2 separate regions of the Homo sapiens genome follow, and region 1 is linked to region 2. The links are chromatin contacts, found by Hi-C or POLR2A ChIA-PET in ENCODE. All regions are on one chromosome and are shown on one strand. The core of a region is the stretch at or near the end of the contact, and the rest is flanking DNA. Distances in the headings are between cores, read along the strand shown. Region 1 overlaps TEK (TEK receptor tyrosine kinase). Region 2 has its middle 21 kb from the start of TEK.

Region 1 (3,264 bases), core at 107-2,606, 110 kb before region 2:
GGGCTACCAAGACATCACTGAATAGAAACAATATGGGTTTTAAAATCAGAGAGACAGGAACATGCCACTTTACTTTTGCAACCTTGGGCAAATTCATAATCTCTCCAAGTTCACCTGTAAAATAAAATTAAAATATCCATCTTCCAGACTCAGGAGTAATAAGTGAGAAAATGGATGTGAAAATGCTTGGAAGGTGTTAGGGGCTCTATTAACACTGGTTTCCTCCCTCCCTTCCTTCTTTCGAGATGTCTTATGTCACTGGACAAAGGAGGAAATAGTGTGTTTTCAGTTAATAATAGTAAATTGATTTTTAAATTCCAGATATGAAGTCCTTCCAAAACGTAGGATAGAGATCCTCTAATTCATGCATTCTCAGTAGGGACACAATCACTCCTATGGGGCAAAAAAATTTGTTCTTAGTGTATGAGAAAATTTCAGATTACTACAATTGTTTACAGAGGACCATAATACAGAAACAGATATAGAGCATATCTGTGGTATTAAAATTTCACGGGAGGCAGGATCTACTAGGATAAACGTATCTGAAACAGCTCACTGGGGATGAGCAATACATTTTTTTTTAAAGGTTGAGAAACACTGCTCTTACTCTTGGTTCGAGGTGAGAGGAAGGGTCTGTTTCCATCTACTGGGAATTAAGTCCCACCAGCCTGGTTCTGACTACCCTCAGACTAGTGAGAACCAGCAGCTAGGCATGCATTTTCTTGGCATTATGCAAAAGGTCTGATGGCCCTTTCTCTGTAACCTTTGCAAATGGAGAGAGGTGATGCCATCTCCTCTTGTTAACCTCTGAAGTTTAACCTCCAAAATAGCCACCCAGAGTGGTTTAGGCAGGTTTGCAATGACAAAGGAGAATGGGGAGTTGATATTTTGGAGAATACATTTACACCTCCTAATCCTGTGCCTGGTACAGAAGAGTAACTCAATAAATAGTCATTTCCCCTTTTCCCGCCCTTTGGGAACATGATTACCCCATACGCCTCCCTGTCTGCCCCTTTCTGCACTATGTTCAGAAAGTGTTCTCTTCCTTCCCCTCCCGGACTCCCTGGCCTTCACCATCTCAATCAACACACATAAACAGTGCAACTGCCAGACGAAATGAAAAGCAAACAGCAGCAAAATTCAAATGATGGGAAAAGAAGAACCTTCAATAATCCCCTTCCCGCCTACCCCTGAGAACTACTTTGAAATATTCTGAGAGACCTCCTGGCTGCAACACATTCTGAGGGCTGAAGACAGTACAGTGTGGGGCTGTGAAGTGTTTTATGTTCTGTTCCATAAATACTTTCCATCTGAGTCAGTTTATGCTCTTCCCCTCTTGACTCACCAACAGTGACTTGAGAGAGAATTAACTACCATTTGCCTTTTAGCAGTAACATGATGACATATCAGGGATCCCTTGGGTCATGGTTGTAGAGGTCCCTTTTTCCTCTCTATATAGTTTCTGGGTTTATTTTTTATATTCACAACCAGGTGGGTCCCCAAGCAGCCATTTCTTACTTGTGTGTAATGCTTCTATAAGTCTCAGAGTAGCTTTTGAGTCTCATTTGGTTCTTTAAGGATGCTGCTAGTAACATAAAAACTAGGTGGGTGGTGTGAAGGAAGGATGTTTCTGTTAAGGGTGCACAATCTCTGCAGAAGAAAAGTGGATGTTCTTCCTGGTTTTTTCACTCAATCATAACATATCCTTCTACTTTTAGTAAATGGAGTAAAACACAGGCAAATATGTGAACTGGGATAATAAGCTGGTGCCTTTGGGATTCTAGGTAGAAATAATAATTGGAGAAACAAAAGGATATGGAGCCTGGACTGGGAGTGGTGACTCATCCCTGTAATCCTAACACTTTGAGAGGCCAAGGCTGGGGGACTGCTTGAGGCAGGAGTTTAAGACCAGCCTGGGCAACAAAGCAAGACCCCGTCTCTACAAAAAAAATTTTTTGAAGTAGCCAGATGTGGTGGTGTGCCTGTAGTCCCAGCTACTCAGGAAGCTGAGGTGGGAGGATGACTTGAGCCCAGGAGATAGAGGCTGTAATGAGTGTTGATCAAACCACTGCACTCTCCAGCTTGAGTGACAGAGCAAGATCCTGGCTCTAAAAGACAAAGATATGAAGCCCGAAGATTTAGTATGGTGATGCATCTTACTGTTATTAAGTACTCTGAGTCTCTACTTTTCAATCTGTAAAATAGGGAAGATGATAATTCTTACTTTCCTAGGTGATATAAATCAAATATATATGAAGTTGAAAGTATAAAGTACTGACCAAGAGAGAGTAACAGAATGGTTATACACAGTGAACAATTCAAAGAACCAGGAATGGAACCTTACAAAAGATCACTCCAGTATTTCAATGGAGGGTACCTGGGTAACAGAAAGCTGGAGGTCAGGTTAGCATCAAGGAGGCTTCACAGAGTTAATTAACGCAATAGAAGGCCAGTCAATACCAAACACCACTGAGAAGTCCAGAAGTAATTTTACACATGTTATCTAGAACGTGTGGACCCAGGACCAGCAGCATCACTTGGGAACCTACTAGAAATGCAAATTTTTGAACCCCGGCCCCATCCTCACCTCAAAACCATTGAATCCGAAACTCTGGGGACGAGGCCCAGAAACATCTTTTAACAAACTCTCTGAGTGATTCTGATGGACACTTAGGTTTGAGAACCACTGATTTAGAAAAGGGAGGTAAATATAAGAAATAGCTTAAGGAGATGAAAGTGGCTACCTATAGGAAGCAGGACTGGGAGGTGGAGGGTGGAGCAGGAGAATGCTGTTCTTTAGATAAAAGCTTCTTATTCTATTTGATGTCATGACTCTGACCATGAATTACTTTGAAAAATTGGAAATTATTTTTGAAAATAAATAAACTGGGACTTCTAAAATATGCCTGTGGCAAGAGCCTGGTCTGGGCCCTTAAGATGGAAACAGGAAGCCAGTGATAAAATGCAGGAGCTGAAGCTCAGCACAGTTGCTGCTGTGTAAATCCCAGCTCCTAGGGGAGGCCCTGCCTTCCTGAAGGCTCATCTGCTTCCTTCTCTGTCCCTACAGAGTGCTGCAGACCTCCTCCCCCAGGGAGACAGACCAGGAGTCCAACCCAAATAAAGGAACAGTTTGGCTTGAAGTTGCTAGCCTTCCTGTCACTTTCCCACCCATTCAAAAGCGAACTCCTGCCACCTCCATCCCCACCCACCCACTCACCCACCACCACCCTTCCTGGTCTTCCTTCCTCTTTCCCCTTCCTCCCC
Region 2 (3,315 bases), core at 737-3,236:
TGATACTGTAATGATAGATACACGACATTAAGACACTATGCATTTGTCAATTTAAAAAAAAGTAAATCTTAATGCAAAATTTAAAAATTATTTAAAAGCTAGAGGATCTCAGGATGGAATACAGAATGTGACAAAACAATCTAACTGCATTACAAGTGCGTGAAACAACCTCACTGAACGGGGTGGGGAGAAAAAAGGAAATGCCTTACTTGTTTTAAATCCCAGCATTCCAAACATTTAACCACGAAATTCTATTAATATTAGTGAAGTTAGCAAACTTTTTCATGTAACATCTCCAAGTAGATACTGTAATACTCAAAAAATGACAGTGCTAGTTACAAAACAGCACAAGAAAAACTTGCTTTCTAGATAGAGTATCCCTAATCTTGAGAACAAGTTAAGCAGTCCATTTCTTTTTTATGATTTTCAGAAATCACCTGTTTATAAAAGAGAAAGAAAGACATTTATGCCACAACACAGGCCAGGCACTTGCACATATGTTATCTCATTCAATCTTCTTCACCTTTGAAAGATAGCAATTTCTATTCCCATTTTACCAAAAAAAATTACATAAATAATGTCCAAGATCACAGAATATGTGGTAGATTTTCAGTGAGTGTTTACTGGAAATGAATAAAACAATGAGTAATTTAAACACAAGTCATGCATATGAAACAAAAAGTATATCATAAGGCCGGGCACAGTGGCTCACGCCTGTAATCCCAGCACTTTGGGAGGCCAAGGTGGACAGATCACGAGGTCAGGAGATCGAGACTATCCTGGCTAACATGGTGAAACCCCCATCTCTACTAAAAATACAAAAAATTAGCTGGGTGTAATGGTGGGCACCTGTAGTCCCAGCTACTCGGGAGGCTGAGGCAGGAGAATGGCATGAACCCAGGAGGCAGAGCTTGCAGCGAGCTGAGATTGCACCACCGCACTCCAGCCTGGGCGACAGAGCGAGACTCCATCTCAAAAAAAAAAATATTTTATACATCGCTGAGCATGGAAATACATAATGAATTTAAATATTACTTATTTAGAAAGTTCAGTTATTGTTCAATGTTCACTGAAATTTTCATAAGAGGTTTCAGTGAGGGGAAAATATTTGAGTTGGGCTTTGAAGTATGGATAGACTATAAATAAATGGATGGGAGGGAGAAAGTTGAGGTGGAGGCAGCTACAGGCAAAGTCATGAGTGGGCAAGAACATGGCTGTGTAGAGTGAAGTGGATTAAAACACTTTCCTAGGAGCCTTTCAACTCTAACTTTGTTTCCCCACAATATGTAGAGGCTCTGCAATCAATGTCTACTAATGTTATGGGTCTTGTTAATATTTAACTTTCTTCAATATAATAACAAATATGGAAACATCATCAGATAAATAATTAAGTCAAAGAATGTAAGAACTAGGAGACCCTTAACATTTCCCAGGGCAATACACATGGTAAATGGCAGACTTGGGTGTGAACAGATATTTCTGGTTTCCATGTTCTTTATTCTTTCTACCTACAAGGTTTGATTCCTCATTTACAAATGAGGAATGAAGTCTGGAGAACTTATATTACATAGGTTTGTTGTTGTTGTTGTGGTTGTTGTTTTGGTTTTGAGACAGGGTCTAGCTCTGTTGCCCAGGCTGGAGTGCAGTGGCACGATCTCGGCTCGCTGCAAACTCCACCTCCTGGGCTCAAGCAATCTTCCTACCTCAGCCTCCTGAGGAGCTGGGACTAGAGGTGCACGCCACCACGCTCTGGCTGATTTTTGTAATTTTTGTAGAGACAAGGTTTCACCACATTACCCAGACTGGTCTCAAACTCCTGGGCTCAAGCGATCCGCCCTCCTCTGCCTCCCAAAGTGCTGGGATTACAGACATGAGTCACTGCACCCGGCCCATAGTTTTTATTAAAGAGCAAATGCAGTCAGGTTTTTGCATTCCAGTTTCTCTGGGAACACAGAATAACAATATATAATATAAATAGAACGCAGATACCAGGCTCTGTCACGCAGAAACAGAAGTCAAAAGCAGAGGAGTAGGTTACGGAGGAAGATGAATCTATTTGGTTTGTGTTGAATTTGAGTTTCTGCTAGATAAGCTTTGGATTTCCAGAGCACCCTTCTCAGAAGATTCTCCAAATTATGGGGAAACCACTTAGAGTTCTGGCAGAAATAATAAACTGTTTGTATATGCGTCTGTTTATTCTAATTCCAAACATTCCTTTTCTCCTTCAGTTAAGTGACCAAGTTGTGAATCGGCCCTTTGACAGTTAGGTATTATGTGTGTGTGCATTTTCTTAGCTTGATAGTTTAAATTACCCTGTAATCATTTGCTTCTTTGAAGGTTTAGGCTGAAAAGAAGACATATGGCACTTCTTAGTCACTCCCACGCTGGAAGATATGCCTGGTCTCTACCTTCACCCACTTGTCTTCATTTCAGTGGAAACCTCATAAAGACCAGGCCCACTGCTTGTCTAAACCTAGAGCTGATGAGAAAAGACAATCCCAATGTTACTGTAAAAGAATATTCTGTGTCCTGCCCCTGACTTTCCCCAGGAATTGGGGCAGAATCTCTCTTCCTTTTCATGAACACATTGCCCACTTAATTTGAGTTAGTGTTTTTTTAAAAAAATAAAATTGAGTTTCTGCAGTCCTTTAAAAAGATGACAAATGTCTTAGAAAAATAAATATTTTCCAGGATGCTCTCATCTTAAGGATAGTTGTGATTCAAGAAATAAGAAAATACAACTGATAAGAAACTCAGATAATATTCTCATTGCCTAAGTTTCTCGATGTGTTGAGAAAGAAAGCTAATAACACTTAGATTTATGTTTAAAAATGTATTTTCATGTTTAATGAAACATATGGGATAGTTTTGTTCTTTAAATAATTTGAAATTTCATAGGTACTTTGTTTCAAATTTCATTTTCATGGTGTCTTTTAAATTGGTTCATTTGGCCATGGACTAATCAGATTTTTTCCTGTTGATCTGCAGGCTAGAGGTTTCACAGTTTTAAGTCTTTTGCATTTTGAACAGTTTCCTTTTAGCCAATTTTTTTTTTTGCCTTTTTTTTGGTTGTTGTTGTTGTTGTTTTGTTTGTTTGTTTGAGACGGAGTCTCCCGCTGTCACCCAAGCTGGAGTGCAATGGCATGATCTCGGCTCACTGCAACCTCTGCCTCCTGGGTTCAAGCGATTCTCCTGCCTCAGCCTCCTGAGTAGCTGGGATTACAGGTGCCCGCCACCATGCCTGGCTAATTTTTGCATTTTTAGTAGAGACGGGGTTTCACCATGTTGGTCAGGCTTGTCTCGAACTCCTGACCC

The links. A loop is a pair of places that touch in the nucleus more often than their neighbours do. ChIA-PET counts read pairs that join two places held with the same protein, here RNA polymerase II (POLR2A). Pooled maps may share reads with other maps.
Region 1: a map of chondrocyte shows a loop between it and region 2 (4-fold over the local background). The contact joins two enhancer-like sites. A Hi-C loop is called at or near these places in 3 of 168 maps with a recorded cell type or tissue (ascending aorta, chondrocyte and mammary epithelial cell) and 4 of 50 pooled maps. POLR2A ChIA-PET finds 5 or more read pairs at or near these places in 1 of 52 experiments (H1).

The regions. Positions count from the first base shown.
Region 1 is chr9:27,192,668-27,195,931 of GRCh38, reverse strand. The region is part of intron 11 of TEK (TEK receptor tyrosine kinase); the gene reads right to left. Among named protein-coding and RNA genes, the nearest start is that of TEK, 85 kb to the right of the region's middle. Within about 2 kb of position 1,356, at least 2 of the 41 ENCODE cell types and tissues checked have a DNase peak (open chromatin) inside an H3K27ac peak, as active enhancers do.
Region 2 is chr9:27,086,087-27,089,401 of GRCh38, reverse strand. No RefSeq gene overlaps it. Among named protein-coding and RNA genes, the nearest start is that of TEK, 21 kb to the left of the region's middle. Within about 2 kb of position 1,986, at least 2 of the 41 ENCODE cell types and tissues checked have a DNase peak (open chromatin) inside an H3K27ac peak, as active enhancers do.